Linked DNA regions of Homo sapiens: regions 2 and 3 are each linked to region 1. Evidence: chromatin loops called from intact Hi-C (ENCODE). Cell type or tissue: B cell. All regions are shown on one strand. Each heading gives the region's core, and the rest is flanking DNA. Links, peaks and the distances in the headings are about the cores only. Region 1 holds the start of LZTFL1 (leucine zipper transcription factor like 1). Region 2 overlaps FYCO1 (FYVE and coiled-coil domain autophagy adaptor 1). Region 3 overlaps CCR9 (C-C motif chemokine receptor 9).

Evidence for each region. Hi-C counts contacts between places; a loop is a spot of excess contacts. Peaks named below come from ENCODE experiments on the same cell type or tissue, not always from the same donor. Only the 100,000 strongest peaks of a DNase experiment are listed, where the experiment ranks them.
Region 2: a loop joins it to region 1, with 2.9 times the contacts of the local background. A loop is called at or near these places in 16 of 110 quality-filtered maps.
Region 3: a loop joins it to region 1, with 2.8 times the contacts of the local background. A loop is called at or near these places in 9 of 110 quality-filtered maps.

The regions. Positions count from the first base shown.
Region 1 is chr3:45,838,151-45,849,017 of GRCh38, forward strand. It overlaps LZTFL1 (leucine zipper transcription factor like 1), which reads right to left and starts at 3,969. Exons shown (of 10, transcript NM_020347.4): 1 at 3,839-3,969. The coding sequence starts at 3,841. In B cell, for the core only: no CTCF peak of the experiment used is centred there; a DNase peak (open chromatin) is centred at 4,031; H3K4me3 peaks cover 1,642 bases; H3K27ac peaks cover 1,234 bases.
Region 2 is chr3:45,926,815-45,931,814 of GRCh38, forward strand. FYCO1 (FYVE and coiled-coil domain autophagy adaptor 1) reads right to left here. Exons shown (of 18, transcript NM_024513.4): 16 at 4,257-4,467. Among named protein-coding and RNA genes, the nearest start is that of CXCR6, 14 kb to the right of the region's middle. In B cell, for the core only: CTCF peaks have their summits at 2,406 (motif pointing left) and 2,606; a DNase peak (open chromatin) is centred at 2,427.
Region 3 is chr3:45,887,910-45,898,776 of GRCh38, forward strand. It overlaps CCR9 (C-C motif chemokine receptor 9), which reads left to right. Exons shown (of 3, transcript NM_031200.3): 2 at 6,997-7,045. The coding sequence starts at 7,025. It also overlaps a transcript of LZTFL1 not described here. Among named protein-coding and RNA genes, the nearest start is that of CCR9, 6.8 kb to the left of the region's middle. In B cell, for the core only: no CTCF peak of the experiment used is centred there; DNase peaks (open chromatin) are centred at 2,692, 5,062, 6,402 and 6,542; H3K4me3 peaks cover 529 bases; H3K27ac peaks cover 3,076 bases.

The DNA.
Region 1 (10,867 bases), core at 1,028-6,027:
TCTCCATCAAATTCTATTCTTCCCTTCTTCCTGGCTGCATGGCTGCCCACCTAGATGACACTTCCTTGCCCTCCTTGCAATCAAGTCACTGCTGACTACTTCTCAGCAATGAATGTTGTGGTCTACTTCCAAAGACCTGGTCTTAAGATATGGGGTGTACCTCTGCCCCTCCCTGTTTCTCTGAAACCTGGAAGAGGTGGCGACTTGACTGAATCATGCAGACAACATCAATGCCCTAGAGGCTGGGGGAGCCGCAAGATGAAAGGGCCCCACGTCTCTACCTCATGGAGAGGCACTGACCCTCTCACTGAACTGAGATGAGCAGTGAGATGGCTGTTAAGTGAGAGCGAAATAAACTTCTGTATTCTTCAAGCCACTTAACCTTACAGCAAAAAACAGCAACTCTGTTATAGCAGCTTAACCCTTACCCCATTAAATACAGCTTTAACAAGTATATTTGATTTGGAAAGAACCACTAACTGGTCTGTACTTTAAACCAGATGACAGCTTGACAAATATTTAAGAGGCAAGCCCATGGAGGTAGGGCTAGCACCCAAATAACAGAGCAGGTCAGCAGTCAGCTAAGAGCAAGGCATCAGCCATGTTAGTTGGATTTGTAATTAAGCTGCTGATGAGATTTACAAAGCAGTTTAGGTGGCATAAGTCTTTAAGGTCTGGAGGATAGAATGGAGATAGCAAGAGTTGAAGGGAAGCAAAAGGGAAATCTCTAAGGTACTCAAGTACAACAGGTTACAGTCATATATGCACTTGAGTTGTGAATAACAAGACAGATTTCTATTACACACTAAAAATAATTGACTACCTACATTAGAGACAATATTATCTCTGATAGTCACACATTAGTATGGGCAAGAATATCCCACAATTTAGAAATATCACAAAACAATGTCACAATTTGCTAAAAACAAAGCATAAATACAGATTCTTTTTTTTTAGAGACGGAGTCTCGCTCTTTCACCCAGGCTGGAGTGCAGTGGCGCAATCTCGGCTCACTGCAAGTTCCGCCTCCTGGGTTCATGCCATTCTCCTGCCTCAGGCTCCCGAGTAGCTGGGACCACAGGCGCCCACCACCACGCCTGACTCATTACTTGTATTTTTAGTAGAGACGGGGTTTCACCGTGTCAGCCAGGATGGTCTCGATCTCCTGACCTCGTGATCCACCTGCCTCGGCCTCCCAAAGTGCTGGGATTACAGAGGTGAGCCACCACGCCCGGCCCAGATTCTTAATAATTATTCACTGTCTATAGTATTACATTTACACTCTTTGCTCTCCCAAAACCTCCCAAACTCTCTTACCCTGTTTCCCAGGATTCTACTAAATGAACACTCTACTTTAGCCACACTAGTCTGCTCATCAGTCCTGAAACATGACTTAAAATTTCCTGCCTTGACTTTCACTCATGTTACTCTGATCCTAAAGTATCTCTCCATTCCTATTTGAGAATCTGAATCCTACCCAGTGGTATGATGGTAAATATTTAACAGCAGGTTTTCTAGGTAGGGGGGCCTGATTTGTAGCACTGCTGATTTCCATGGCATAAATACTTCCATCATGGCTGATTTCAAGCCACCAATATAATGTCACTGAATGAAGAGGTAAGAAGAAATGCATACAATTGGATCTCACCAGCCAGTACACACATGCTCCACCACATCACTGAATTCCTACCCACCCTTCATGGCCTAACCTGTTTCACCTACTCTGTGCCATCTCCCAATATGCCCTCAGTAACTCTATAGGTATGCCTTCCTCCAAAACCTAGCATATATAATCTCTGCTACTTCTTTGGTACCGTCACAGGCTGATTACTACCTCGTATTATTGATTATCTTTTTTTTCAGGTCTTGCTCTTCCAAGTAGATTGTAAACTCTATGAGGGCATGAACCATTTCTTATAATGCACAACACCTAGCATAGTGCCTTGTGCCAGCAGGTGGCCAATTCCTATCTGTTCATTCCTTTCCCTCCTTTCAAGGAAAGTTAAGACTGTCCCAGGACCAAGAAGGAAAAATTACTCAAACTGAGAAGGGTAAATGACAGAAAAGTTCCTTTAAAATGGATTGGAATGAAGAAAGGGGGTAAAAGTGGACAGCTGAGTTCAAAAGGAAAAATAGCATCAGCCTAGGAAACGGCTATTCACAAACCTTTACTTCCACACATATACTATATGTATCTATGTCAAATCATTAGAGAGGAAATGGAATAGGTAGATATGTGGTATAATAGACAAAGCACTGGATTAGAAACCAGGTTTAGGTCTAGCTATGCAACTATCTACCTTGGTAACAGTCTGTTACCAAGTCACTTAACCCCAATGACATTAGTTTTACTATCTGCTAAATGAGAGGTAGATATGATGATCAGTCCTAAAATGGTTAGAAACAATGGGAGGTATCCAAGTGGGGAAGTCAGAATTTGTTTGAATTTTATTGTAGAAATATTCCGTTAAAATAATAATAAAAAGAGCTGAAAACATACAGCAAGAAATCCTGCCAGAGCATTGCCAAGCTAGTGTCTTGAAATTGTACCACAAATTGTGTATGTGTGTTTAGGGGGAAGGGGATAGAAGAGAAATGGGTAAGGTACCAGAAAGGGTTCCCTGTTCTTAACCATGCCCACAAATCCATATACAATTTAAGATAAGTACAAGGAGGAAACTGTAATGATAAAAATGAGCACAGTTTAATAATACCTATCAGATACTGAATGCTTAATATTTTCACAGGTACTGCACTGTTTACACGCATTATCTTACTTATCATATTAACAGTCTTGTGTAGTTATTATCTGCAATTTACTAATGAAGAACCTGAGCCTGATTCCAAAGCCTCAGTTGTTAACTGATGGAAAGGAATGACAGAAGATAGAACAGGAAGAGATACCAATTTTTTTGTGATTTGTTTTCAACGTGTTCTCCTGATATTTTAGGGAAATCAAGAGAATGAGTGGAGAGGCTCTAAACTCAAGAAGGGGAGGGAGCAATCTGTTTAGCTCACAGGTGTCTTCTCAGCTCCCAGACAGCGCTTGGAACACAGTGTGGACTAAATAGAAATTCTGGTTGCTGAAGTATTTCAGTAGCTATTTCAGGTGGTGCTCTCAACCCTGGTTTCATCCGTTTTCCTGAACATTTCAGTGCTGTGCACTGTTCTAAGTATGACTGGTATTTAAGATGGCATGCTATATTCGCTGGAGGGATTAATGATATTTTTTGAGCAAGCCAAAACAAAGGAAATGTCACCCAAATTCCTCAGCTGTAATACGGGGTGCTGGGATTCTTAAAGTCACCTCCACATCAGAAAGTTGGATTTCAATCACACAGAAAGCTGGATTCGTTCTCCCTGCTCCTCTGGTTACCGCGCGCGCGCGTGTGTCTGTGTAAACCTTAGAGCTTCCTGAAACTGAGTGAGAACCCTGCGTATGTGTTAATGTGTGTGTGTGCGTAAACTTGGAGCTTCTTGAAATAGAGTTAAGAACCCTGCCGTGCACCTTAGGCCGGCAGCAGTTTCCTCTATCTCTCCTCACCTGCCACCTAAGAGTTGTGCCTTGGCTCCAGCCCCCGCAGGCAGGAGAGAAACGAAGCGATGCGGCGGAGCTGGGCTGCTGGGAAAAGGCTTCACCCAGGATTACCCCAGAAGGGCTTGGGCTGCGGTTAACCGAATCTCTCGCGCCCGGCGCAGCTCCCCTTCTCAGGGAGGCTGAGGTGCGGCCAGACCCAACGAGGCCACGTAATCATTCCGGGCCCACCCGCTCAGTGTCTCCAGCCCCGGCCGCGCTCTCTCCTGTGCGCGGTGCGGCGCCTGAGGGTCGGTTACTCACCATGGCGGCAGGCAGCGGCGGCAGCCTAAAGGAACGGGAGAGGCCAGGCGGTGCCCCGCCAAGCCTGGGATCGCCGAGGGTAGTTGGACCACAGAAAATGGGGAAGGAGGGTAGGTTGTTTAGAAGCCTCTGGTTGCTAACGGAAACCGAGGCACGTGGACTGCAATTATGCATTTTCATTGGTCCTCAGGATCACGCGACAGGAAGTATTGCGTAACCGGTTGACTGCCACATGCGCATTGGCTTCCAGGGCCGGAAGTCCCACCTTTTTGTGCCAGTTCACTTTTGGGAGCTGACTGCAGTTGCAGAAGGTAGCGGGAGGGTTGGGCTGCCTGGAGTTGCGTGTGGCCACCAACGCGCTTCGCGCCTCGTGGCGTCCGCTTATGGATTGTTGGGAAGTTCTTGTCCAGAACTTCCTGTGGCATAGGTGACCCCAAGGATGAATGGACATCCCAGACCTTTCAATGGTCTCATAGGGCGCGGCCCAGACATTTTTTTTTTTCAGGAGTTCCTACCTGAGCATCAGGGTGGCTGAGACAGGCCAACAACACCAATGCCAGCAGGTTCTCAAATAGAGCTTCAAACGACCCCTCCCCATGACTCCGCCCATTATTATTACTGTGTTGTTATTATCTTCTCTTATATTTCCAGCTAAAAGTCTCTAGCAACATTTTTCCATTTAAAAAAAATGCAAAAAGCATGGGTTTTCTCCGAGAGCAGTGAATTTCAAAAGGTTCCATATGCCTGGAACTACTATGGAAGCTTGTTGAACAAATTCCTGGGCCTTATCTCCAGAAATTCTGATTCACAAGTCTAGCTTGGGTCCTTGGGATCTGCACTTTTTAACCGATGTTCCAGGAGTGATCACAGATCAGGACCACTCTTAGAAACACTGGCTTGGAAGGACAAGTGTAGGATGAGATCGATTATTGCAAATACCAGGGACTCAGAGTCCTTCACTCACATGATACAGAGGTGATGTGCAGGCATTTGCCCACAGAAGGATCTCAAGCCTTGGGTCAAGAACAGTAAACAAGGTTCTCCTGTGTGTCACCTGGAGCATTCCAATGCACGGAATGATGGCCTGAAGGCAGTGGCGTGGGTATGCCCAACTTCAGCTTTGGCTAGGCTCCCTACCCTTGGCACTGCAATGGCATTTGGGCAGGATCCCTGTCTTCTTGAAAGATTCCTAAGGGCAGATTCTCTCAACCCTGAATATTAACCCCTTCCAAGCTCAGTTAAACTTCCCCTTTACCATCCCACCTCCCCATTTCTGTTTAGTGAGTGTTGTTGAATTTGGTTGCCATTATTTAGTGCCTACTATGAGCTATTAATAGACACATTCCATTCCAGTAGTTAATCCTCATAATACGTGGTTCTTTCCTCTGTAGACATTCGTTGTGTTCACATAGTGAGAGGGTCACTTTACAAGGTGTTGTGGGTGCGAGATGAAGTTCATAAAAACTTTTATGACTGATCAGTAAACAAAGTTGGTCATCAGCTTGCACTGCTGAAAAGCTCGTTTATTTTCTCCCAGGCCAAATCTTGTGATTGCGAAGTGTTATCAATTCAAGGGAATGAAAGGAGCGTGTGTATAATGCAAATATTACATTTGTGGCTTGGGGATTTTAAAATTTGTTCTGCAAAACTCCATCAGCTAGTTATTGTAATTTAAAATTCTGCTTTAATCTAAAATCTTCTATACCAAGGAGGTTAATCACCATTAGCCAATCTACCCAACAGAGTTGAGTGTTGTTACATAAGCTGTCTAAATAGTGTCAGCAAATCTGAACATGAATTTTAGTCTCAAAAGTGATGAATTTGGCTCATGAAAAGGCTGAACTTGTACTTCAGGTTGTTTACTAGTGCGGGTTGGTCACCAAAGCAAACAATTCGAGCCGTGAGGGAGAACAGCTCCATCCTACTTTACTAGTGATCTTCTTAGGCTCTGTTTTTATTTATTTTAATTGCTGTGACAGTTTTTTAAAATGTGTGTATGTGTGAGTGTATGTGTGTGTGTAAATTTGGAGGGAGGCACACAAGTCCATTTTTTACCTTTTAGCAGAGTTCAACATAAATAAAATGAAGATAAATTCTTTTTATATTATTATGAAATGAGACTTATGACTTTATAAGTTCCCAGTCATCATACTAAGACCACCAGTTTCAGGGTGTTTGCAACCTAGACTTGGCAAAAGGAGGAATGGAAAGCTGATCATGGCCTCCTCAGGGATGCCAACAGATTCACTCATTCTGCCACTATTTACAGAACCCCTGTTGTGTGCAAGGTTCTGTGGCCATGATAGTGAGTCTGAGGAAAAAATCTGAGGGGAAAATCTGAGGGAAGAAGTGGAGGGACTCAGAAAGCCCCAGCTGCCCCTGCACTATAAATTTTGGGGGGATGCAGGGGGACTAAGGTGAGGCTTTACTTAAGTAGAAAGAGGAAATGAAGAAAATGATTAAGTAAAAAAAAAATAGGTGATACACAGAAAATGTAAAAATCTGAAAGGTTATATGGGAAAGAGAAAAGTTTGATAAATATTGAACTGGTAGTAGGTGGAAAATAGGGGAAATTATTTTAGGACATTATTCTTAAGAAGACAGGATCTTTGCAGCATGGCTTCTTGCATGAAGTTCTACCATACAAGTTCTCTTCAACTTCCCCATCTTGCCCCACCTTGGCTGCTGAGAAAGTAGCCAAGACCTTATAGAAGAGAAGGGCCCAGATTACAGGGCTCTTTACAGGAGATATGCATTTGAGTAGGCCTGAAGTAGGCAAGAGGCTATTTTCAGTTGCTTTCAAAACACCCTAGTGACCAGCAGGGTATTGGAGAGTGCTGACAAACTAGATTAGTGAAATCACTATCACATGCATTAAAGCAGGTCAAGCAAGGAAGTGGTTCACCATAAAATACAACTCCCTCTAAGAATGTGTGGATGTTGGCAATTACTTAGCCCAAATGATAGATTAGTTTCACTGATAATCTCAATGCATTAACAACACCCCAAAGGGAACAAACACCGAAACCATCAAAATGAGAAGTCTACCTCAAAAAATTTTAAGAATTGGTTGTGGGGAATACCTTCTTGTAAAGTACAAGAAAAATTGATTGTAAAGATGATGATACGCACCAGCTCCTCTTTCCATACTCCCTTATGCATATACATTTCAGTTAAACCCACAAGCTCAGTCTGTATATTCAGCAGCTGTTAATGGAAATCTGGATACTCGCAAGACACAATGGGGAAGGGAATAATGAACAAGATGGGATTGGTCTCTTTCAAAAATGGCCTTATAATCAAGTGAAGGGAGAATTCAAGCTTGCAGAATAATTTCAAAGTAGACAGTAAGTAGTAGGGTAGTTCAGAGAGGGTGCGAGATAGTTCACTTCTGTTGAGGCTGGAGAGGAGAGATTCAGAAAAGTCTTCCAGAAGGCAGTGGAATTTGGGCTAGGTTTTAACAGGAGTGTGGAAAAGTTGGGGATGAGTGTGATGATTGTGAAATTGAGAGTTGTCTTGGACAGGGAACCAGAATTTTCATCAGGTGCTGCAGTAGAAGTGTCCAGAGATGTACATTTATTATTATTACAAGTGGCAAACTACAAAAAGAGATATACTGACAGCTTATACAAGGATGGAGCACCTTTAAGAGTGTCTTATTCAGAAATGTGGGTCTTCCTAGATCTGTGGTCTTCACTAAATGTTTCCATGGACTTCTGGCAATGTAAGGGTGTTCACCAATTGCATTTCATCATAGAAAATGTAAACAAAAAATTAAATTTGCTCAGAAAGTTTTGCCTACAAAGCTGGGGCTGTGTAGTCCTATTGGAAGAGCTGAATAGCTGTGTCATGAATAGCTGTGTTCATGACTGGAAGTTTTCTCAATGGGATGGATAAATAAAATATGAAAAATAAAGTGAACTCAAACGGAAATGTCATTTTTAGCCAGCTTATATGAGTTTGTCTTCCCAACTACTATGTTGCAAGCTCCTTGAAGGAAGAAATATTTATTATATAATAACATAGTATGGCTGGGCTATAAGAAGCTCTGAGCTATGCTTGCAGAATTAAATTGGAGATAAACAGGAACATCTCAACAAACATTTGTGAGTTCCTACTGGGTTCCAGATACTGTGTTTGTGGGTTGCTTTTGGCCCTGGACATGCCCTCTCTTGGAAAGCATATCATAAGGCAGCAGACATATTCAGCTATCCCTGTTTCCCATGTTAAATGTAACTTTGAGGTGATTTATATAACTTTTAGGAGTTTTTGAGAATGAATTATTTAGTTCTCATGACTTAACCCTTATGTTTTTATATAACTACTGTTTGAGTTCTACTTTGACTTAATGCTACACTTTGAAGACATTCCATAAAACAATTACTAATTTATATTTTGTGGTTTCTTTTAATATTTTGAGCCCAAGCATTTACAGTTGCTCCTTGAACAACACAAGGGATAATGGTGCTGACCCCATGCACAGTCAAAAATCCACATATAACTTTTGACTCCCCCAAAACTGAACTACTAATAGACTGCTGTTGACTGGAAGCCTTACCAATAACATAAATAGTTCATGAGCATACATTATGCATTATATGTATTATATACTATATTATTTCCATAAAGTAAGCTAGAGAAAAGAAAATACTAGAAAATCATAAGGAAGAGAAAATATATTTACTATTCATTAAGTGGAAGTGGATAATATAAAAGTCTTCATTTTGAATAGGTTGAGGAGGAGGAGGAAGAGGAGAGGTTGGTCTTGCTGTCTCGGGTGGCAGAGGAGAAAGAGTTGGAGGAGGTGGAAGGGGAGTCAGGAGAGAAAGGCACACTCGGTGTAACTTTATGGAAATGCATAATTTCTGTCTGACTTTTTCTTTTTTGTTTATCTAAAAATGTTTCTACGTGGTACCAGTCCTTCTTCCGCCATTTGCATGTTTCAGTGCCTGCATAATAGAAGGGTCCATGTCATAAAAGAAGTCAAAATCAGTCTTGAATAATTGAAACCATTCTTCCAGATTGTCTAATGTCAATGTGTTTTCTGGCACTACTTCTACATCTTTCTCATTATTTGGCACTGGTTCGGAAGCACTTATCTCCATCAACTTGTGTTCAGCTAATTCCTCTGGTGTGGTGTCTATTAGCTCTTGAATCTTTCTCCAAGATTCACACCTTGAAACCCTTTGCCCCTGTTCTTATTTTGCATATCTACAATCTCTTTCATGGTTTCCTTGTTTGGCTGATGCACAACATCCAGACACAGTTTTCTCCAGCTATTGTTTCAGGGTTGATGGCTTTCATGGCTTTTCCTGTAGCAAAGATGACATCTGCAGTGGTGTGTAATCTTTCCAGACCTCCATGATGTTGTCTCCGCTGGGGTTCTCCTCCACAGCATTGACAATCCTTTCCATAAAGAACCATGTGCAATGAGCCTTAAAGGTCCTTATGACCCCCGATCTAGAGGCTGAATTATAGACATTGTGTTTGGGGGCAAGTAGACCACTTCAACACCTTTGACATGGAACTCATGGGGTTTTGGGTAGCCAGGGGCATTGTCCAATATAAAAAGAAAACTTTAAAAGTCAGTCCCTTACTGGAAAAGTACCTCCTGACTTCATGGACAAAAGCATTGATGGAACTAATCCAGAATAAGGGTGCTTGTTGTCCAGGTCTTCTTGTACAACCAAAAGATTGGCAGCTGGTGTTCACCTTTTTCCTTCAAGGCTCAGAGATTGCAGCTTTATAGACAAGAGCAGACCTGATCATAAACCTCACTGCATTTGCACAAAACATTGGAGTTAGATAATCCTTTCCTATTACATTTTGGTGCTCATTTCTCTTCTTTATGAATAAATGTCCTTTGTGGTATCTTTTTTCCCAGAATGGGGCATTTTCATCTGCATTAAAAACCTGTTTAGGCAGCTATCCTTTCTCTTCAATACTTTTCTTAGTGGTGTCTTGAAACTCACCTACTGCCTCTTAGTTGGCAGAAGCTGCCAACTAAGATATTTTTAAAGCCAAACCTCTTTCTAAAATTATCGACCCATCCTTTGCTGGCACTAAATTCTCTGGCTTTAGATCCTTCATCTTCCTTTTTCTTTAAGTTTTCATATATGACTTCACTTTTTCTCAAACTATATTAGAGATGCCTTTCTTAGAGCAATCCTATACCCACATAAAAGCTGCATTTTTAATACAAGATAAAAAGGTAGTTCACCAAAAGTACAAGGTTTTTGCAGCAGCTTGAGTAGATGCAGTGACGCCTTCATGAATTTCCTTTTCTTCTTTTTTACAATGGTCCTTATGCTGGAGGGCAGCTGCAGCTGCAGACCTAAATCTATGGTACATATCAAGTAATTCAACTTTTTCTTGTAATATCATGACTTTGCTTACTGGGAGTACTTCCAGCATCATTAGTGACACTTTGTATGGATCCCATGATGTTATTTAAGGCTTACAGTATTGCGCTACACACAAAATATGCAAGAACTGCTGGAAATCACTTTTTTACTATGACACATAATTTACTGGAGAGATGAACTGCTCAGGTGGAGATAATTAGCCTCATAGCTATTTTAAGCTGATACTTGAAACACTTGAGCTCATTGCACTAGCAACAAGAGGTGGCTACAAAATTATTACATTAGTACAAAGTGTACTACAGTTAATTGTATGCAGTTATGATTTAATACTGCATCTTTATGTTTGTTTACATTTCTCTCTGCTGTGAATGGTGCCATGTGGTCTCTAAGTGTTTCTGTTCATAAGTTTTGATAAATTTTATATTTTTGTAATAGATTTGTGTATATTTTAGGGTAGTGAATTATAAAATAGACCAACCTTTACATATATTTTATGCATTAATTAAAATCCGAATTTTTTGATATTTCCGTGAGTTTTTTCAAATAGTCAAAAATCTCCAAAAATTTTTCCAATATATTAATTGAAAAATATCCATGTATAAGTAGACCTACACAGTTCAAACCAATGTTGTTCAGGTGCAACTGTGTATTTCTGATTTCAAAC
Region 2 (5,000 bases), core at 1-5,000, 88 kb after region 1:
TTATCTGGGCATGGTGGCGCATGCCTGTAATCCCAGCTACTTGGGAGGCTGAGGCAGGAGAATCGCTTGAACCTGGGAGGCAGAAGTTGCAGTGAGCTGAGATCGCGCCATTGCACTCCAGCCTGGGCAACAAGAGTGAAACTGTCTCAAAAAAAAAAAAAAAAGAACGCTCCACCCAACAACAGCAGAAGGTACATCCTTTTCAAGTGCACTCGGCACATTCACCCAGGTAGGTCACATTCTAGGCCAAGCTTGTCCAACCCGCGGCCCAGGAAGGCTTTGAATGCAGCCCAACACAAATTCGTAAACTTTCTTAAAACATTATGAGTTTTTTTATTTGTTTTTGTCTTTGTTTTTAGCTCATCAGCTATCGTTAGTGTTAGTGTATCTTATGTGTGGCCCAAGACAATTCTTCCAACGAGGCCCAGGGAAGCCAAACGATTGGACACCCTTGTTCTAGGCCATTAAGAAAACACCTCTCAAACTTCAAAGGATTCAAGTTATACAAAGTATGTTCTAGGTCTACAATGGAATTAAATTAGAAATCAAGAGCAGATCTCTGGAAAATCTCAAAATATTTGAAAACTAAATAACAAATTCAAACGTGTGGATCGAAGGGAAATCAAAAGGGGAATCAAAAAGGCATGGGAGGGAGAGCGAGCATTGTGTTCCTAACACAACAGTGTGCTTGCTCAGGCTGGCAGCTGGTAGTGGTGAGGGAGTAGGACGGGCCCCTGACAAGGCTGGAGGGGACAAAGGTGTACAAAGAGTGTACACTGAGGGCCTGCTACACGTAGGCTCTGTGCTGCCTCTTCTGCACACGGCGTCTCATTTACTTCCATTAATATTCTATCACATTCTAGTTCCACCAGGGACTAAGGATCCCGGGAGAGTGAGGGGTTGGTTCTGTTTCTGTGATCCACAACCTAACAACTCTGGCCTGGTCTCAGACACTGCAGCAGGGGTGTATGGGAAGGAGCTGCTGGAGGGGAAGGCTTGCTGTTTGCATGGGGACCTTGGTGTGCCCACCCTGCACACCCTCGCACTCACTACCTTGATTACAAGCAACATCAAGAGCTCCTTAAGGCAGGTCCCCTGAAGAGGGCATGTTTAACATAGATTAATGTGCGTTCTTGAAAATGATACTCTTCATTTCTTTAAAACATCTTACTCTGTAGCCTTTTCATTCATTCCAGCTGTTTTTCATTCATTCCATTCACATGAAACATCTAGAATCAGCATATCCACAAAATAGATTAGTGGTCACTGGGGGCAGAGGTTGGGGAGTGACTGCTAATGGGCACAGAATTTCTTTTTTGGAGTGATGGAAAGAATCTAAAATTAGACAGTGGTAATGGTGGTACAACTCTGTGAATATACTAAAAACCATTAAACTGTACATTCCAAGTGCGTGAGTTATATCTCAATAAAGCTGTTTTAAAAAACAAAGTCAAGGGTCCTTGCTGTCAGCTGATTCCTCCTCTGACTCCCTCTGAAGCCCACCCCAACAGGCCATCGACCTCTGGCCAAAGACGGATCCTCTGCCCAGAGAGAGGACAGAGTCTGGATCCAATTCTCCACTTTGTCCCTGGGCCTCAGGCCAGCGGTGTGTACACTGGTAACCTGGTTCATAATTTCTTTCATCAAGTGCCTCCCCTAGATTCACACTCTCCAATCTCAGTGTCGAGTCTATGACTATAATGGAGGAAGTGGGTCTGGAGAGAGGGTGGCACAGGGTGGAGAGTGTCTGACAGGTGCCCCTAGAAACGGGGCTGGCCTTCTGCTGTGCTATTCCATCCACCTGGATGCTTCTCCTCAAGCCCACAGGTCCCTCGCCTCACCTCACAATGCTGCTTCTGGTTTCCTCCACTGTGGTCTTCATCATCGCCCAGGGGTCTCCTTTCCTCATCTCTGTTCCCCAGGCTGGGCTAGGCATCCTTCCCAGGGGTACCCACAGTGCCCACCCACCCCTGTCATGAAACCACCTGGAATCACAAATGTCTATTTATTAGAGTCTCTCTCTGATTACACAGTGAGCTCCTCAACGGGAGATCCCATGTTATCCCTTCATCTTTCTATCCCCCGTGGGCCCTACAGAGTCCAGTATACAGGACACACTCAATAAATGGTTGCAAATACACAGCATAATTCCTTGTGTCTATACCTCCGTAATCATGAAGTCTGAGTGCTGCAATTTGCACTGCATCTGTCATTTCCTCTAAGGCCCAGGCTGGTCAGGAGTGCACTCGGGGAGTCCCCGGGATAGATATTGAGGGCACATGTCTGGAAACAGGCTACCCTGGCCATGGTCTCTTTGGGGGACCTCAGGCAGAGATAACAGCCACCCCCATCTGTGGTTGGTGACAGTGGCCTGTGAAGGCAGAGGAGCACCTAAGCATCCTGTACACGGGCCCCTTCTGCCCCCTGGTGTCACTGTGGGGAAAGGCAGTGGGGCCCCCTGGAAGCTAGAGGAGGAAGGCTCAGTAGGTCCCCAAGTTCCTGATTCCTGGTAGAGCCACACAGGAACCCCAGGCTGCTGAGGACTCGGTGGGTAGGGACTGAGCAAGGGGAGAGGCCCACAGCCCAGCCACATATGGGCAGGCAAAACAGCAAAGGCCTGGATCCCTGATTTCGTCCCTTCCCTCCCTGCCACAAACACTCACGGTGTCTGATCTGGGTGGATTCAGGGCTGGGGGCCTGGTGGGTCTGGGGAACGTGATGGTGAGTGGCAAGGGCAGCTCTTGGCAGTGCTGCCGTTTGTTAGTGTGGAGCTGACAGGCATGTTGGCCGCACCAGGACCTCCTGGGTGGGGGCTCAGAACTGCTCAAGAAGGAAGGGCTCCAGAGGTAGGTAGGAGGAGCTGGCTACAAGCCCCAAAAGAATAAGATGGGCAGAGCGGTTTTAAATAAGACAGAATATGAGATTCCAATAAACAAGGCCAACCCAAGGGAGTAGAGTTACATTTTGAGAGTGAGTTTGAAAAGCAGAGAAATGACAAAAGCGATCCCTGCATTGAGCAGATTCCAACAGGGCAGGATGGCAGGAGAGCAAACCCAAACGGGTACGTGTTCCTCTATGGGATGCCAGCGCCACAGCAGGAACTGCTGTGTGGCCCAATGTGTCTCCTAGCTGGGCTCTCCTGCTCTGGGCCCTCCTCATCCCTCAGCCTCAAGCCCCTCGAGGGCACCCAGTGGACCAAACACACAAGGGACTATTAGATGTTTCTGCAAAGACTTCACAGAACTCTTGTTTCACATGACTTCAGCTAGCTTTTCCCTATCTTGATCCTTGCAATTCTTGCAAAATGGAGATTTCTGCAGTCATATTCCCAGACTAGGATCCATTTTCAGCTCCAGTCCAGCAGGCCCAACGGCTTTTACCATTTCTTTCACTCAGAATGATTCAAATGGAACTTGTGTTTCCATGCAAACCATCTCTCCCTCCCATATCCCTCTACACCCTTTCTCTGCAGAGATGCAGGCATCAAATTCAGACCTCAGGCATGGGTCTCCCTTCTCCTTGCCCCATACTGAATCAGCCACCCATGGAGCCCTGCCCAACCTCTGTCCCTGTGGTCTGGATTCCACCTCATCCTTTCCACTTTGGCTTCAACCCCCTGATCTACACCAGTGGTTCTCAACCTTGGCTGCTCATTGGAATCACTTGGAGATGTCTGGATCCCACCCCTAGAGACTCTAATTTGCAGCCAAGGTTGAGAACAACAGTCCGGGCACTGTCAACATTCCATGCCTAGAATGTCTTAGGAATTTATAAACTGGTACCTGCCACCAAGATTTCAAGCTCGACCACCCAAGTGACATTGGGGTTGTCTCTACTGACACCTTTCCGGGTTGAGATGCACCCTAAGCTAAAAACTAGAGGAAGAGAGGTCACCACCTCCCAAGGTGATCCATTCCTGCTTTGCACAGCTCTATTAGAAAATGATCCTTAAATTGAGTCATACGTCTGTATTCCTCTTTCACCTACCCATCTATCCCAAGGGCAGACTGTACCTGTTTCACACAGGTGTGACCTTCAGACATTTGAGAACAGCTTTCCAGAACTTCTGGGTCTTTCTCTCCCCAAACTGGACAAGGCCCAGGTGCTCTGCCTTCTCTGCATGATACTGCCCAGAACATTCCAAGTGAGGCCTGCCCAGCAGAGGATAGGATGGCCACTGCCCTGCTTTGAGAAAGGCCTGCCCAAGTACCCAGATGTGTGTGTAAGGAGCCCACAGGCAGGGAGCCCAGCCTTACCTTACACTGATCCAGCGGTGTGTCCTCGGCCTCCTGGAAGACCACACTGAAGGAGATGCTCTTGGGGTCAGAGGAGAAGACCCAGCTGATGGTGAGGCCTGCCTCGGCCACAGTGATGGGGATCAGGCTGTAGGTGCTGGACCTCACAAACAGCTCCCTGCTACCCTCCCCGAAGCTGGCGATCTCATCCACTGTGAGGGGTACTTTGATCCTAAAATAAAAATACAGAGAGGGACCTGATTGACTGGGCAAAGTGTTTGTGTCCACTGGCCAGGTCATCTGTGGCTCAGAGGTGGCTGGAGACTTCGGAGACTCTTGAGAGGACAAGCCCTGGGTAACCTTGGCCAACATGCTTAATTATGGGATGGGCAGCTCACTCCAACAAATGCTTCCTGAGCGCTAACTACATGCCTGGCATAGGTCTAGGCACGGAGGAGACAGCAGTAAAAAATACAGATGACACCTTTGCCTGTGTGGAGGTTAAAGCCCATGGGAACTAAGGAACTGAGGATGGCCTGACCTGCTCCACGGCCCTCATGGACAGGAAGCAAGTGCCGAGGCACAGCTTTTTGCTGCTCTCCTGAAGATGCCCTGCTGCTCAGCCATCTGTTTTTTCTCTGCCATTTCTCCTTCCAGTTCCCTGCCTCGCCCTTTCACCTAATTAGTACAAGCCTCCCAGCCTTCTGATATAGTCCATCTTCTCAGCTGCATCTGGCGTCCATTGTAAGATTCCACATGGACACC
Region 3 (10,867 bases), core at 2,206-7,205, 51 kb after region 1:
CTCCGTGTAGCAAATTGTACAAAGTTCAAAGTAAGGACCTGCATTCCTGACTCATGTTAGTATCTGATTTGATGTTAGTGCTGTAAGCATCAGAGGCTATAAGTGTGGGGAGATGCTGTGTGCACAATAACCCCATGCTGATTTTCATGTTGGCTACGTAAGAATGTTAGAGAATACAAAAATAGTGATTGGATAATAATAGGTTCCAAGCTAACTTTTCTAATAGGCACTTTTCTCTTTTGGAGAATTAGCAGCTCTCTCCCTTCCTTTATCTCCCAGGTCCCTGCACATACCCCATGCTTTCTGACTTTCATGCCTTAGTGCATATGTTTTCCCACCCTGGAGCAATGTTCCCTCCCCTCGTTGCATGTCTCCATGCTCTTCGGCCTTCAAGGACCCGCAAAAATGTCACCTCTTCAATGAAGCCCTCCTGGATTCTCCCCAGAGCTAAAGACATGACCTCCTTCTTCCAATTCCTACCACAACTCATAGCACTTTCCCTTTGTTGTTATTTGCAGCCATGACTTACTCAGTGTATTTGAATGCAAGCTTCTTGAGGACATGGATCATGTCTTACACATTGTTTAAGCCAAATAAATGTATCAGGTACTCAAGGCACATTGAATAAGTGGGTTCGATGGATGGCCCATGGCACCTGCAACAAGGCCTCACTGAGCAGCAAGGGAGAGATTTGCCACAGTGCTGAGTCAACTGCCCATCCACTCCCGACAGACCGCTGAGATGGTCCTCACTCTCAGTATGTTTGGTCATATGTGGGATTTTCCCCCCTATATTTTTCCCGCTTTCTCACTGGCAAGACAAAAATGAAAGCAAGCACTGAGACTTAGTAGCTGGGAGAATAAAATATTTGAGAAGTATTCTGACAAAAATGAAAGAGAAATAGATGGCAAGGCTGTCTGTGGAGGTTCTAGATGTGGGCTCTAGGGAGGGGTATGTCCTGTTTTTACTCTTTGGCTCTCTCCAAATTTTCTATGAGCCAGAAGCAGATGCATATTTTATAAACTGTAATATATTACATTCTATTATACACCATAATATATTACATGATATATACTATTTGTTTATTTATTTTAGAGACAGGGTCTTGCTCTGTCACTCAGGCTGCAGTGCAGCAGTGCAATGTTAGCTCACTTCAGCCTTGAACTCCTGGGTTCAAGCGATTGTCCTGCGTCAGCCAGCTGAGTAGCTGGGACTACAGGGTAGGCAACCATGCCTGGCATATTTTTAAATTTTTTGTAGAGATGGGGTCTTGCTCTGTTGCCCAGGCTGATCTCAAATTCCTGGCCTCAAGTGATGCTCCCACCTCAGCCTCCCAAAGTGTTGGAATTACAGGCATGAGCCATCTTGCCTGGCTTGTGTTTATATATTACCTTTAAAAAAAAAAATAAAGAGAAACCTTTATAGAAAGCTAGTGTACAACTTAGTTGCATAAAGTAGCCTCGGTGAATGTAATTACTAGACTTGCTCTTTCTGCGGTAGCTGGAGCAGGCTACAAGTTCCTCCTCTAGATGAGTTTTGTAAACAGGTGTGCTGAACGTTAGAGCATTGGGCTTCTTCTTCTTTTTTTTTTAAATCTGACAAGTTATTTTTATGACAGCTCTTAAAATAAAATTTTACACACTTGGTAAGATATTTAAATAGTTTGCAAAATCTAAATGAAAACATGAAAGTTCATTTTCCACTGGTCACAGTGGTTCAGTCTCCTTCCAGAAAATGTTTCGGTGCTGGTGAGCAGTGCAGTGTATGTCTTTTTCTATTTTTTTTTTTTTAAAGATCACACAACATAAGTCTTCCTACATGTTGCATTTTAATCTTATAGTCTTGAGGACCTCTTTTCTATCAGCATGAGGACCATCCTTGTTTATTGGCTACACATGGTTTATTGGATTGATGTGTCATAATATTACCAATTGCTGAATATTTAAGTTGTTTTCCAATTTTTGTTCTGCTCCAACATATATCCCTATACCTGGACCCTTGTGTTCTTTTGTGAGAATACCAGTAGGGCAAATTCCAAGCAGATGCGCTGCAGAGTCAGAGATGTTGTGCTTTGTAAATTTTGACAGATATGGCTTAACCCTCCAAAAAGATCACATAAATTTATACTCCTCACAGCAGTGTGGAGGCCTTTTTTCCAAACTCTTACCAATGTCGTTACCATCTATTGCTATTTCCAATCTGAAACTTGCTGTCACTCACTATAACAAAGCCATTCTTTCTTCTTTTTGTGGTTTCTTTCTTTGGGAATTTTTCTCAGGTATTACATGATTAATATTCAGTCCTTTCATGCAAGCAAAAAGGAGGTGACATAAGCCCTGGGTATTAGAAATATATATATAACATATATATATATTTATATAAATATATATATAACATATATATATATTTATATAAATATATATATAACATATATATATAACATATATATATATATAACATATATAAAGTGTTTTCTAATTGATATCTCAAAAATCAACCTCCGTATTCCCCAAGCTGTAATAAAATAAAATTTGCTGAGTTGAGGTCTTCCAAACTCAACTGGGCATTTTTCATCTGGGGCAAAAAAAAGAAGAGTAATGCTCAGCTCCAAAGTGGCTGCTTTTCTGCTTGCTGGGTGAGTTTCTTATTTCAAAACAGAGGCTCACTGGGCTTCTTGATGGCACCTGGAGTCATGCCAAGCAGGAAGCAATCACTCCACAGAGCTGAAGATGTCAGAACCGTTCAGAAATACTGCCTGGGGAAAGTTCTTGGTTCTTCGGCTTAGGAGGAAAGGGGCAGAATACAACCTTTCTGAAGAAAATGCATCTTTCATTCACCTGAGAAATATTTCAAAATAACTATAAAAAGAAGTTAGAAGCAGGTGAATTGCCCCACAGAGGGGAATGTTTAAATGAATTGGGGCACAGCCCCTGTCGGAATGCCAGGTAGCTGATGCCTTCACCTGTCTGAAGAATGTTTAATGATGAAAGAAATGTTCATAATCCGTTAGGTGGGAAAAAGAAAATAAAAGTTCAAAGTGTACGAATGCATAGAAACACGGCTGGGAGGGAAAACAACAGAAAGTTAAAAGTGGTTATTTTAGGGTAGGAAGATTACGGGTGATTTTGATTTTCTCCTCTCGGCTTTTCTGTATTTGTCAAATTTCCTGCAAACACGTGTGTTACTTTTGTAACAAAAAAAGTCATTTTTCAGATAAATGTCAGTGTTTTCCTGGCCCCCAGAGGGCTGCAGTGAAATTCGGTGAATGCCCAGGTGGCTGGGTAAGGTCACGGCCGGAGGCTGGGGCTACTCATTTTTATTTCAGACACAGTCCTGTTCCAGGCTTTCTTGTGTCTTAGGGTCAATTGCCAAAATATTTTTTTCTCTTCTAAAAATTTATTGTGAGTCTTACTTGTATCTAATTTCAAGCTCACTGAAAAGTGAAAAATTGTGTAAAGAATGCTTATAAACCCTTCACCCAAACCATTGTTTTCATTTTGTCCTACTGGCTTTATTATTCTCCTTCTCTCTATATACATATGTTTTCATTAATTTTTTGCATTTTTTGCTTATTTTTTGAATCCTTTGAGAATATGCCAAAGACACTGTTCTCTTTTGCCCCTAAATACTTCAGGGGATAATTCCTAAGAACAGGGGCATTCTCCTGTAAAACCACAATGCAGTCAGCAAAATCAGGAAATTTAATCCGGATGCAGCACTATCATCGAATTCACAGCACCTATTGTAATGCCCTTAATTTCCCAGTAATGTCCTTCACAATTATTTTTTTTCCCCACTCCAGGACCAAATCCAGGTTCTTGCCTTGCATCTACTTGTCCTGTCTCTTTAGTCTCCTTCAACCTGAGATGGTTTCTCAGTTTTTCTTTGTCTCACTTGACCTTGATATTTGGCCAATTACTTTGCAGAAAGTCCTTCATTTTGCGTTTTTCTGATGCTTCCTCATTCTTTGATTTAGGTTGACCTTTTTTCCAGGAATAAAGATGATGTGTCTTCCCTCCTCAACTCTTTAGGACAAATGTGACACTGGTTTGCTTCCATGTTGGTGGTATGGGGTTTGAAGACCAACTTAGCTGGTCTTCAAATCCAACACCATCAACATGTAGTTACATGTCTCCAAGGAGCCCTGGCTGTTTAGTGGAGAAAGATATTTAGATTCCAAGATCAGGGCACTAGGTGCTAATTATGCTGTGTATCATTGCTTTTAGGTCCTCTCAGCAGACAGAGACAGGAAATATGTATGTGAAACACACATACATATACATATACAAATTGTCTATCTATCTATCTAATTTAATCTTAAAAACATATGGGTATAAAGACATGTGAACATGTATGTTCATTCCAACACTATTCACAATAGCAAAAACATGGAATCAACCTAAATGTTCATCAACGATAGACTGGATAAGGAAAATGTGGTACATATACATCATGGAATACTACACAGCCATAAAAAAGAACAAGATCCTGTCCTTTGAAGCAACATGGATGGAACTGGAGGCCATTATCCTAAGTGAATTAACACAGAACAGAAAAACAAATGTCACATGTTCTCATTTATAAATGGGAGCTAAATGTTGAGTACATATGGACACAAAAAAGGGAATAACAGACACTGGGACCCCCTTGAGGATGGAGGGAGGTAGGAGGGTGAGGATAAAAAAACTATCTACCAGTCAGGTACTATGCTTATTAACCTGGGTGGCGAAATAATCTATACACCAAGCCCCCATGACGCGCAATTTACCTATATGACAAACCTGCACATATACCCCTGAAGCTAAAATAAAAGGAAAAAACCCACAAAAACAAACCAAAACAAAAAAAACCCACGTGGGTCCGTAGTGATCTCTCAAGTTGGCTACAACAGCACAAGGCACTCCAGTGCACTTTTGAAAAGCTACCAGCAGAGAGGTTACCAGGAGGAAGTTCTGGTTGCTTTCCTCCTCAGGGCCTGCTGACAGCCGGAGATGACACTGAGAAGTGAAGTGCCAGAAGGTTTTCATCGTACTTTGCTTTTTCCTGCCTTACTTGAACAGCTTTATTGAGGTCCAATTATAATAAACTGCAAATATTAAAATGCAGAATGTAAGTTCTGACGTACATACACCCTTGCGAAGCTCTCACACAACCCAGACAGTGAACATATTTATCCCCCACTGAGGTTTCCTTTGTACCCACCTGCCCTCCTGCCCTCCCACACTCCCCTTCCCTCTCTCTCTCTCTCTTTTTTTTTTTGTTTGAGATGGAGTCTTGCTCTGTCACCCAGGCTGGAGTGCAGTGGTGCAATCTTGGCTCACTGCAACCTCTGCCTCCCAGGTTCAAGTGATCCTCCTGCCTCAGCCTCCTGAGTAGCTGAGACTACAGGCGCACACCACCACACCTGGCTAATTTTTTGTATTTTTATAGAAATGGGGTTTCACCATGTTGGCCAGACTGGTCTCGAACTCCCAACCTCAGGTGATCTACCCACCTTGGCCTCCCAAAGTGCTGGGATTATAGGCGTAAGCCACCATGCCCAGCCACCTCCCCTTCTCTCTCTCTCTATTGCCAGGACATCAGTGATTCTGCTTTCCGTCAGTATAGATTAGTTTGCATTATTTAGAGTTTTATACAAGTGAAATCATACAGTATGAACTCCCTTTGGTCTGGCTACTTGGCATAATTGTTTGGAGACTTGTCCATGTTGCTGTGTGAATCGGTCATTCATTCCCTATTCCATTGGACGGATATTTCACAGTTAACTTATCCATTTACTACTTGATGGACATTTAGGCTGTTAGCAGTTTTTGCCTACCACAGAGTAAAGCTGTAATAAACACTCACATACTAGTCTTTATGGGGACATATACTTACAATTTTCTTGGGTGAATACTTAGGAGTGGGATGACTGGATCACATGGTGAGTGCATGTATAACGTCTTAAGAAACTGCCAGTTTTCCAAAGTGGTTTTACCACACATTATGCATTGGAAACCACTGTACTTTCAGAAAAGCAGGGTGGGGTCATGATGTTGTTATGGAAAGGAAGCCAACAGGTTGGCTTTATAGGATTTATGAAAGAGGCTATTTTTTTCGAGAACCTTGGGGTGTGATGCTGGACAGGTTTCCTTGAAATGTACTCGCTAAGGGTATAAAAGGAAATGCCCCAGCTCAGGCACAGACTTCGTCCTCGAAGGCAGTCAAGCTGTTGTTTCTTTGGTTATGTAGGGGTGGGCTTTAAAGAAATTCAAAACACATGAAAATGACAACTCGAGATTTATTTCAGTCAGTTCCGAGGCCCTGTGCATTAGGGAACTAGAACTCATTTTCTTCAGTACACAAACCTAGGACTTCCTTTTCCTGCTGAAGTCAGGGTAAAGAGGAGAAAGGTGGGTTCTGGGGGCACCGGGTCTTTTAGGGAGGGGCCCCAACCCCAGTGGGCACCACCCAGCCCTCATGTTCTTCTTGCCACCTGGTTACTCAAAGGCCCTTTTCCTGGGGAGTCCAGAGCCCAGGGCATTCTCAAAGCGACCACTGTCCTGTTAGCTTCGGTGAGTCCCTTAGCTGATAGAGCAGGGGGAAGGGGAACCAGTCAGCAAAACAGGACTTGACAGACAAGCTGAATCAAGGGAAAGGGAGCTAATGTAGAAAGGATGAGCTGGGAAAAATGTAACAGCCCACCTGCCATTCCTCATTTGTGGATGGGAGATGTACTAATTATTGTCTAAGTAGAAAGAAAACAAATGCTAGAATCAGGTGACCCTCAGAGTCAAAGAAGTGAATGATAACTTCAAAGGAGAGGTTCATTCATTTCTGTGTGGACTACTCAGATGATTCTGAAATCTAGAATACTATATAGACTCTAACTCCTGCTTGGAATATTTTTTTCAGAAGAATAAGCAGATTTAAAATTTAATCTCCATCTTTTTGGCATTTGGTTGTTACTATTCGTTTACAAGCCAGTCCACTTTTTGATTTTTGTCCCTTTTCCAGGAGCAGGCTTGCATCTGACTGACCCACCATGACACCCACAGACTTCACAGTGAGTACAGCCGTGCTCCTCTGGCTCCTCAAAACACACACTCATCTTCCCTTTTTAGGGGGTGTGGGAAGGATCCACTGTGGGGGAAGGATTTATCTGTGTGGTTTCCCAGGGTAAGATCTCTGCCTGGCAATGCGCATTGCTGGGTAGGTTGTTGTCCAGCACAGAGGGTTTTGCAAATGCAAAGAGGCAGCTATGCTTTGGGGTATGTTGTGGAGACAGAGGAAAATGTGGTGTTATAAACAGCTAAGGATTTTTAACCATCTTTAACTAGGGTGTGCTTAGTTCCATATGCCTGTTCTAAAACTCAGACAAATGAGGCAAAGGGAGAATTCATGTAATTTGCTTTTAAAAAACCCATGGTGGGCACATTAGTTGTATTTCTTGCATAACATTATGTAGACCTTATGAAAACACGTAACAGTATACATTCCCCTGAAAGAGACCAAGAGCTGAGCAAAAATTAGTGAGTCAGTCTGGGCGTGGTAGCTCACGCCTGTAATCCCAGCACTTTGGGAGGCAGAGGCGGGCGGATCACCTGGCCAAGGCCAGGATTTCAAGACCAGCCTGCCCAACATGGCAAAACCCCATCTCTACTAAAAATACAAAAATAGCTAGGTGTGGTGGCATGCGCATGTAATCCCAGCTACGTGGGAGGCTGAGGCACGAGAGTCGCTTGAGCCTGGGAGGTGGAGGTTGCAGTGAGCCAAGATCACGCCATTGCACTCCAGCCTGGGCAACAGAGCGAGACTCTGTCTTAAAAAAAAAAAAAAAAATCAGTGAGTCAAATCATAATCCAGAGAATCTTTTTTTCTTTTACAGCCGAATGTAATTAAGTGTAGAATCAAATTAATTTCCCATGCTTTTGTAACATTCATAAATGCCTTATAAAATTACCTAAGGGCTTTGATTTTGCTCTTCTCCAAGGGAAAGCCTGGGTTTTACATGTAGATAATTGAAATCCAGACTTCCTAGCAGGCGGGCTAACAAACTGCCTCACAGTACATTGTGGGTTTCCATGATCTATGGAGAGTGGTGGTTGAAACAGTTTATCAACTAAATTATTTATGATATGCTAATGATTCATTAGTATTACATATGTATAGTTACCTAATTGCACCTATATCCATAACAACAAAAAAGTAATTAATTTGGTCCTGGTGAAGTAACTATTATTCTGACAAAAAGTAGACTCTTCAGTTTCTCCTGCATTAAATTCACCTTTCAATCCCTGAGGCTGTGGAAACAGAAGTAGATGAAGGCAGCAGAGCCAGGGCTGCTTCTGAGCTTGCCAGTCATTTGCTTTTATCATTTGGGATCTTGGATAATAGCCAACTCTGCAAAGCAGCCCCAGATAAGAAGGAAACTGCACCTCAGTAATGACCTGCTCTTGTCAGAGGAGTCTGGCGCCATCTAAATGGGAAGAAGATGGGACCCCTGTGGCCCTGACTCCCATATTCCATGGAAAGTAGCCGTGGCACCCTGTGGCCACCTTTCTGAGGATGTGCTGGGCCAGTCACCCATGCAGGTGCCCCACATTCCCTCAGCGTCACAGTAAAGGCAGAGTCCTTTTTACAGATGAGGAGACCGAGACTGGGGAAGGTGGTTTGAGGGTTCAAGGTCTCATAGAAATTTGGAGGAATAGCCCTTGAGGGGTGCTGTTGGCAATCATAGCTTTGCTGGGTTCCTCCCTCAGGGTGAATGTCAAAGCACTGAAATCCAGGTCTCAATGTTGGGATTTAATACTTTCTCAAGTGTGGGGCCAAGGTGTCTGCCAGAGTCCCTGCTGATAACAAATTCATTTTTTCCCCACCTCCCTCCTTCTTGTGCCCTCTCTTATTCCATCTCCCCCATTGCCTTGTGCCCATTCTTGGTGCTAAGGCACAATGGAAGCCTTGGCAAGCACAGTCCCTGCCCTTTCTCTGTCCATTCCCCAGAGAGGGGCATCTTGAGCCTGGGTTTGGCTGAGGATTTCCAGAGAACACATGAGCCAGAGAAGGAGGCCCTGGAAAGCTCTGGGACCTTCTTCCTGCTCTGGGTGTTCACAACTGGGACGCCTGGGCTGCTGCTTCTGAGCCCAGGACTCCTGAGGGAAGAGGACGTGCCTGTGTGGGAGCAACAGCCTGTGGGCTCAGAGGCTTGCCAGGACACAGACAGGCAGGATGGGCCCCTTGCCCTGGCTGTGCACTGAGGTTTGTTTACATTTACTGAGGGATTTCCAGAGGATTTGATGTCTAAGATCCATCAGGCATGTGCAAAACTATGAGTGTGAGTCATGACACAGGGGGTGTTGTTCCAGGATTCCTCTCGTGGTCCTGACAAATTTTATATAAATCTAGATTTGGGGTGTAAAATTCAATCACTTAAAAAATATGCCTGGGGAGTCCCTAACCTAACTAACTAAGTAACTTCATGCAAAAGCACGAGGTCCTTAATTCTCACCCAGCAGAAAAACTATGCCCCCTGGGCTTCCAGCAGGACACAATGTCCTTGTCTGGGATTCAGTCTTGGGAGTGTTAGCTGTGCCTGCTCACCGGGCAGTGGAGAAAGCTGGGTCACCCAGGTCCTGGGATTTCTGCACAATTTCTCCCATTCTGCTCCTGCAGTCTCCTCCAGGCCCCGCTCCAGATCACCTTCCCTCGCTGGCCCAGGAATCCATCTCCTTCCAGGACCTTAGCCCAGGACTAACACAGCTAAGTGATGCTGGCCTTCCCACCTGCCCCCTCTCATTTGTTCCCCAGGAACCAAAGTCGTCCCTTGTGCTTGTCCTTCTGCCAAGCATGCCCTCTTTCCTCCCTTGCCTTCTTCTTTCTTCCTTGTCTGTCTTCCTCTTAACATGTCTTTAAAATCCATGCTGCTCCTCGCTACCTGGAGCTGCAGCAGGAGGAGAGCAGGCTTGCTGGACCGGAGAAGCAACTCCAGGCAGCAAGACCCCTGGGCCCTCATCTGTGAGGCTGCTTGCGATTTGCTTCACAGCCGTGGGCTCAGGCTCATGTGAGAGTCTATTAAAGCTATTTGACCAAAAAAAAAAAAAAAAAACACACAAAACACAAAACACCAACCCACAAATAACAAAAAAAAAACTTCAAAAGCAAGTTTAGCACTTATTCATTGTGTGGATTCACAGTCGGTACTTGCTCATCTGCATTGTTTTACTGAGATTCCTCCAAAAGGTCATCCTCCCAACCTCTTAAACCTGCTGTGATGTCCACTGTGGGGTCTCCATGCTCTTCACAGTCTTCCTTCTATTCTCAAGTTCTTCTTTCACTCAAAGTCCACTCAAACCTCACCTCCTACAGGACGACTGTCTTAGTGGGGCCATGATTGCAGCTGGTTCCCGTGTCCAGCGTTGGGAGGATTCTCCTGGCATGTTTCTAAAATGTGTGTCACCTAGGAGGTCTGTCCTCTCGAGAGACTGGGTTTCCAGACAAGGGCCAATGCTAGAAGAAACATCTCTAAGTGTAAACTGAAATGGATTAATCAAGCCAAGGGACTAATCACATATAAAATAGGGAGACGAGTTTTCTTTAGTTCTTTGCGTTTGTGGGCCATTTCCAGCTGCCCTGGCCTGAAGAGCCGCCTCCAGGATCCTGCTCCTGGGTCCCTCTCTTTGCAATAGGATTTTCTCTTGCTCACATATTGGAGATGGAGTCAGGACTAGATGTCAGATTTTCCCAGTTGTCATCCAAGTTACCTTGGGTCCTCCTGCTACTTCCTGCCAGCCAGGGCCCAAATAGGACTAACATCTACTGTCCTTTATCAATCAATTCAGTGAGCCCTGATATCTAAGAAGCCCTCCACAAACACACACACAACAGGTTC